Regions from separate parts of the Homo sapiens genome. Here region 1 is linked to region 2. A link is a contact called in ENCODE Hi-C or POLR2A ChIA-PET data. All regions are on one chromosome and are shown on one strand. Each heading gives the region's core, a stretch centred on a gene start or an enhancer-like site at or near the end of the contact. The rest is flanking DNA. Distances are from core to core; before and after follow the strand shown. Region 1 overlaps MAML2 (mastermind like transcriptional coactivator 2). Region 2 overlaps MAML2 (mastermind like transcriptional coactivator 2).

Region 1 (2,700 bases), core at 66-2,565, 210 kb before region 2:
GTAGGGGTGAAATGAAATAATGCATGTAAAGAACTTTGTGTTATAATTGGCACATAGTGCTCAGAAATGTTAGCTATTATTAATATAATAAAACAATAATCGATATATATGGCTATAACCATATAAACCATTTTTAATTTAAGGATGAATAATTACAACGTGTAGATATCATGAATGCATTGATTGTAATACACTTCAGAATACCAGTAATTTTCTAATCATTAGAGTTTAAGCTCTTCTATCCATATATTAGAAGTGTAACAACCACAAGCTTCCTTATCTACTTATAGAATTGCAAGCATAGCTTACATATGAAAACGTTCTTACACGTCATAATAGGGCAGCCAGTTGTATTAAGCACCTTGTCTTATTAAGATACCATTGTTGTGTGCAGTCAAATGTTTGTAGTTTCTTGGTAAGTGCCCTTAAGGCAGATGTCTTACCCTCCAGGGAGACACTGAGGCTCTCAAAAGGGGTAATAATATTTCAAAACATCTGGAACACGGTTTGAGCCATTAGGCCGCACAGCCCCAAGTTTTTATTAATTTGTACTCCAGACTTCACTAGAGGAAAAAGCAGCACGATTTTTAGGCGAAGGAATAAGCCACTTGAGGTCCGCCTCTGAATCAGTTTCACAAAGAAAAGTCCATCAGTGCAGAGGAAGGCCAGCGGACCTGAGTACCTATGTCGTGGTTAAAGAAGGATGACTGGGCCGGGCGCGGTGGCTCACGCCAGTAATCCCAGCACTTTGGGAGGCCAAGATGGGCGGATCACGACAAACCATCCTGACTAACACGGTGAAACCCTTTCTCTACTAAAAATACAAAAAATTAGCCAGGCGTGGTGGCGTGCGCCTGTAGTCCCAGCTACTCGGAAGGCTGAGGCAGGAGAATGGCATGAACCTGGGAGGCGGAGCTTGCAGTGAGACAACATCGCGCCACTGCACTCCAGCCTGGGCGACAAAGCGAGACTCCGTCTCAAAAAAAAAAAAAAAAGAAAAAGAAGGATGACTGTTCAGAAGGCACTTTCAGCTTTTCTCATAGTTTTAACATGTGGGTCTTCCTTCTTGGAGGTATGGGAAAAACAGTCTAAGCCTGATGAGAAAAGGCTGTGGATTTCTCAGGTGATGGCTCTCGCGAGGTCTGAGCCGCGCGGCTGGGGTCTGGCTCCGCGCGTGCCTGGACACGCACAGATTGTTTTGAACTTGAGCAACGCCTCCTGCTAGCTTTCCACCCGATTTCTGTCTGTTCAGAGCTGGCCTCCTCTAGCAGGAAGTGCCTGCCGTTTAAGGAGTGCAGGCAATTCCCGACAGCCAACCCCGCCTCCCCCGCCTCCTTGCTCTGCTTCCTTCTCATTGGTCTGGAGGCCGGCCGGGCCTTATCCTCGCATTTTTAAAATGTCTTCTTTTGTCAGCTTGAGGTTTTCCAGAATTTAAAAGCGGAAAGGAAGAGAGAAGGACAAGGAAGCTATAAAAGACACATTAAATAAACTCTACTGGGAACAAGTGTGTGTGTGTGTAAGAGAGAATGTAACTTTTGCAAGGGAAGTTGGTAGATTGCTTATTATTTTAACAAAGAGGGGGTGTGTGTGTATGTGTATGTGTGTGTGTGTGTGTCCCTGAACTGGAGAAGCAGATGTTTAAAGGAGGCAGCAGGAAGCAGTTCTGACAAATGAAAGGATTTTTGATTGAATTCATGAGCTAAAGTTTCCTGCCAGTAATGCATTCAACCCTAGGCTACATAAAAGAAAAACCTATATAATTGAGGTTTAATTGCTTAACTTTTAAACATGCAACCAGAACAGGCAAGTGTAGCTTCCACAGGTAAACCTAAGTGATGCTGTAAGCTGATTTGGGGTTATTATTTATTGGCACTTCATAAAATTATGATCCTTTCCCCTTTATCATGCTCCTGCTTTTTCAGTGCTTGAGTGCCAGAGTCTATCCCTTATTGTCTGTGTAAGTTAAAATCCTTGGTGCACACTTTTTTTTTCTCTTTAAGCTGTTTCGTGAGCAGGTGCAGATGGCTTTCATGAACTGAGCCAAATGAAATGCTCTGTTTCAGCCTGCAGAAACTAAAGTTTTTAAAAACGGAACAACTGTTTTGTGCTGTACCTATAATTCAACTGGAAAATGTTTTCCCCCTTTTATGATGAAAACTGCCATCTCTGTTTCTCTTACTGAATCTGGTTTATTTACAGCCTTAAGGAAATCTTGTCACTAAAATCCACCCTCACCACTCCTCCAGTATTTTTCAGTCTGATGATTTCACAACCAGAGCCATTGCAAAATAAGAGTACATGGGCATTTTTTTAAAATCCCTAGTGATTTTTATGAAGTTTTTTCCTGTCTTGTTTCTCATTGTATAATTAAGTAAACAGTTTCAGGAATACTCAAAACATTGAGAGTGCTCTACCTTTTCATAAATATAATATGAAATAAATCACTTTATTCATCAAGGGTTTTAATTTTAAACCAAGCAACAGAAAGAGGGGCATCCACTTGGTTTGGTGCTTGCATTGTTGAATCCTCTTGAGAAACAAAGTAAAAAAGTGAATTAACTTCCTTGGATCATAGAAAGCTCTAGTGGCCATGGTTGTGATGAACCTTAGCTTTCTGCTCCAATCACACTTGCATGGGCTCTCATGCAAAGATATATAACAAGTAACCATAACCCAAAGCTGTAATTTTGCTAATTTGCT
Region 2 (2,700 bases), core at 12-2,511:
GATTTCAGCCTGCACAGGACTTTGGGTTACCACGATACTATTTCTTGCTCTACATGACTTTCCAGTGCCAGGAGCTAACACCTGACAGACCCAGTCTCCTATCTTCCGTAGAATCCACATCCTCAGAAAACAAGAATTTGATTGATCTAGGCAGAGCAGATTGTTCCAAAAGAAGGTGCTGTGAGAAAATAATGGGCATACCTAAAACACGCACTACTTTTTTAAAAGACACTCTATTTGAAATTTTAAAATCAGAATTACTTATGGTTGGCTTCGCATAGCTTTCTTCCAGTCTAGCGTGGTTTCTTTTCCACATTCCTGCCACTGATATGTCTACCCTCTCTTGACCTATCTCACACTTGCCCTGATTGCCTTTCTAAAGGGTACCACACAATTCCAGAATTCTAATCTTTTATCTTTGTGGTAGTTATGCAAATTCTTTTCCTTCTTTGGGAGTTAAATTCCACCTCCACTTCCTCAAGGTAGCTTTCCCATATTACCCAGTAATTATATTAGTCTGTCCTTAATTCCAGGACCTTTGCCTATGAGGACGGGTTCAAATAATTCAGAAAGCAGACAAGCCTTTTAATCTTTTAAACTAAACCTCTTGGACACTCCCATATGCTTCCCCATGTGACTAAGGGCATATATTGAAAACCATATGGTTACAATGATTAGAGTCCAAGAAAAAGCTAACTGGCCCTATATGATCAAACCAATAACTCTGACCCCCAAAAATGCCATCTAGACAAAATATGACCTCAAATTTATAGTGGATAGTCTGAGTCCAGTGCTCAGAGATGCCATGTATTTTCCCTTTAGAATATGCTTTTAAGATTTCTCGTGATGCTAAATGATTTTGAATGCTCAATAAAGTATCAAAAAAGATTAAAGTATCAAAAATAATTTTGGTATTCTGGGCAGAATTTGAAAAGCTTCAAGTCTTTTCTTATTACTTTGCTACTTCCACAAAATTTTTTTGCATTAGAAATGGAGCTTTATAGTAAGTTGATGGAATTATTTTTAATTATGTGGTTTCATAAATAACAAATGTTTTTAAACAGAAGAAATCTCTCTCTGACACACACACACACACACACTCTCTCTCTCTCTCTCTCTCTCTCACACACACACACACACACACACACTTCAAAGTATTTGACCAACTGCCCTAGCTGGCTGACTGTGCTGTTTTAGAAGCAATGAAAGGACAGGGAGATGGGGGTCATATTCTGTGCTTCCTGGATTGGTTGTTAGTCATTAGATACAAACAGTATAAAACCCAGACTTTATGAGTGATCATTATGTTATTATATATCTTTATGAGACGCATTCCCCTCAGGCCACCTAAAGTACTACAATGTTTTAGATGTTGAACTATTTAACCATAATTATTACAACTAAAACCTCATTAAATGTATCCAATAAAGTAGATTCAATGCTTCCACTTAGTTTAGTTTAGTAACAAGAGCTATAAGGAACGTTGTTCTTTCCCCAAAGAGTTTAAAATTTGAGGATTGGCCAACAATAGGGAGTGGGGGATAAAAATAATAGGAAAGAAAAGATTTTCCTTAAAACCCTTTGTAAAGTGTTTTCTATTTTCATGCCTAACAAATGAAGCCTTCATCATCTTTGCTTCTGGGAAGAGTTTCAAGCCTAAGAAACACAATTGGAAACCTGCCGTGTTGCAGCCCATCCTCTGTTAGTAATTCCAACTGGATCCAAATGGAATATCTCCCTTCCAAGAGCTCTCTGAAAAAAATCTCGTGATGAGAGATGAAACCCAGCCAATGCAACCTGGAAGGTTTCACATTTACCCTCTGTCACTAGGTTTTCCCAGACGCGACCCAGGGTACACTCTCCTCTTCCATGTGCTCTCTCACCAGACCACAACTTTCACCCCAAGAGTCAATTCCTCTGCCATGCACCATCCAAAACAAAATTAATCAGAATCTGCTGGAATCCATTTATTCAAAAATTTTTGAGCATTTACAGTGCGTCAAGTCTAGTACAAGATTAGGTATGCACAATCCCTGTCTTCAAGGAGCTCACAGTCTCTGAAGGACTTACAGACTTGAAACTATTACCTAAGCATAGATTCATTTATGTGTTAAACATTCTTTATGGCATTCCTGCCAGGCATTTTAACAGGCACTGTGGTAGATACAAGTAAAGCATGGATTTTTATTGTATGGAACTTACAATCCTAAGAAGATAAGACAGAGAAGGAACTCTGATATAAGGTACTACATGATAAATGTTGCAAAAGTGGAAGTAGAAATAATTGTCCCCAGGGCAGGTAAGGGTTTGGAAACCACTTGGATACAAGATAAGGTTGAGCAATGCCAGGAAAAGGAATTTGAGGGAACTGTGAACAGCAGTCATCTTAGGAGGTTACACTAGCACATTCCATGCCATTTTGTAAAAAGTGCTTAAATAGCATGTATTAGTTTTGTTGTCTTAAGAAGTAAAATAAGCTGTAGACCATTTCAAGGGAGAGTCTCCCTGTTTTAAAAATTAAGCTATAATTTACATGCTACAAATTTCACTTTTTGGGTATGTAAGTGCCCCAAGTTTTGACAAACGCATAGGTATGTAACCATAACCACAATCTATTAATAGAATTTTCATCACCTTTATAAATTTCTGTGTCTCTTTGTATTCAACCTCTTCCCCCACCTTCAGTCCTGGCAACTGCTG

Evidence for each region. Hi-C counts contacts between places; a loop is a spot of excess contacts on that map. ChIA-PET counts read pairs that join two places held with the same protein, here RNA polymerase II (POLR2A). Pooled maps may share reads with other maps.
Region 1: a loop to region 2 is called in a map of PC-9, with 2.8 times the contacts of the local background. The contact joins two enhancer-like sites. A Hi-C loop is called at or near these places in 1 of 168 maps with a recorded cell type or tissue (PC-9) and 5 of 50 pooled maps. POLR2A ChIA-PET finds 5 or more read pairs at or near these places in 7 of 52 experiments (A549, Caco-2, GM12878 and 4 more).

The regions. Positions count from the first base shown.
Region 1 is chr11:96,241,951-96,244,650 of GRCh38, reverse strand. The region is part of intron 1 of MAML2 (mastermind like transcriptional coactivator 2); the gene reads left to right. Among named protein-coding and RNA genes, the nearest start is that of MIR1260B, 98 kb to the left of the region's middle. RefSeq lists an enhancer at 955-1,104. Within about 2 kb of position 1,315, at least 38 of the 41 ENCODE cell types and tissues checked have a DNase peak (open chromatin) inside an H3K27ac peak, as active enhancers do; they include PC-9, where a contact is called at or near this core.
Region 2 is chr11:96,032,857-96,035,556 of GRCh38, reverse strand. All of the region lies in intron 2 of MAML2 (mastermind like transcriptional coactivator 2), which reads left to right. Among named protein-coding and RNA genes, the nearest start is that of MTMR2, 110 kb to the right of the region's middle. Within about 2 kb of position 1,261, at least 2 of the 41 ENCODE cell types and tissues checked have a DNase peak (open chromatin) inside an H3K27ac peak, as active enhancers do; they include PC-9, where a contact is called at or near this core.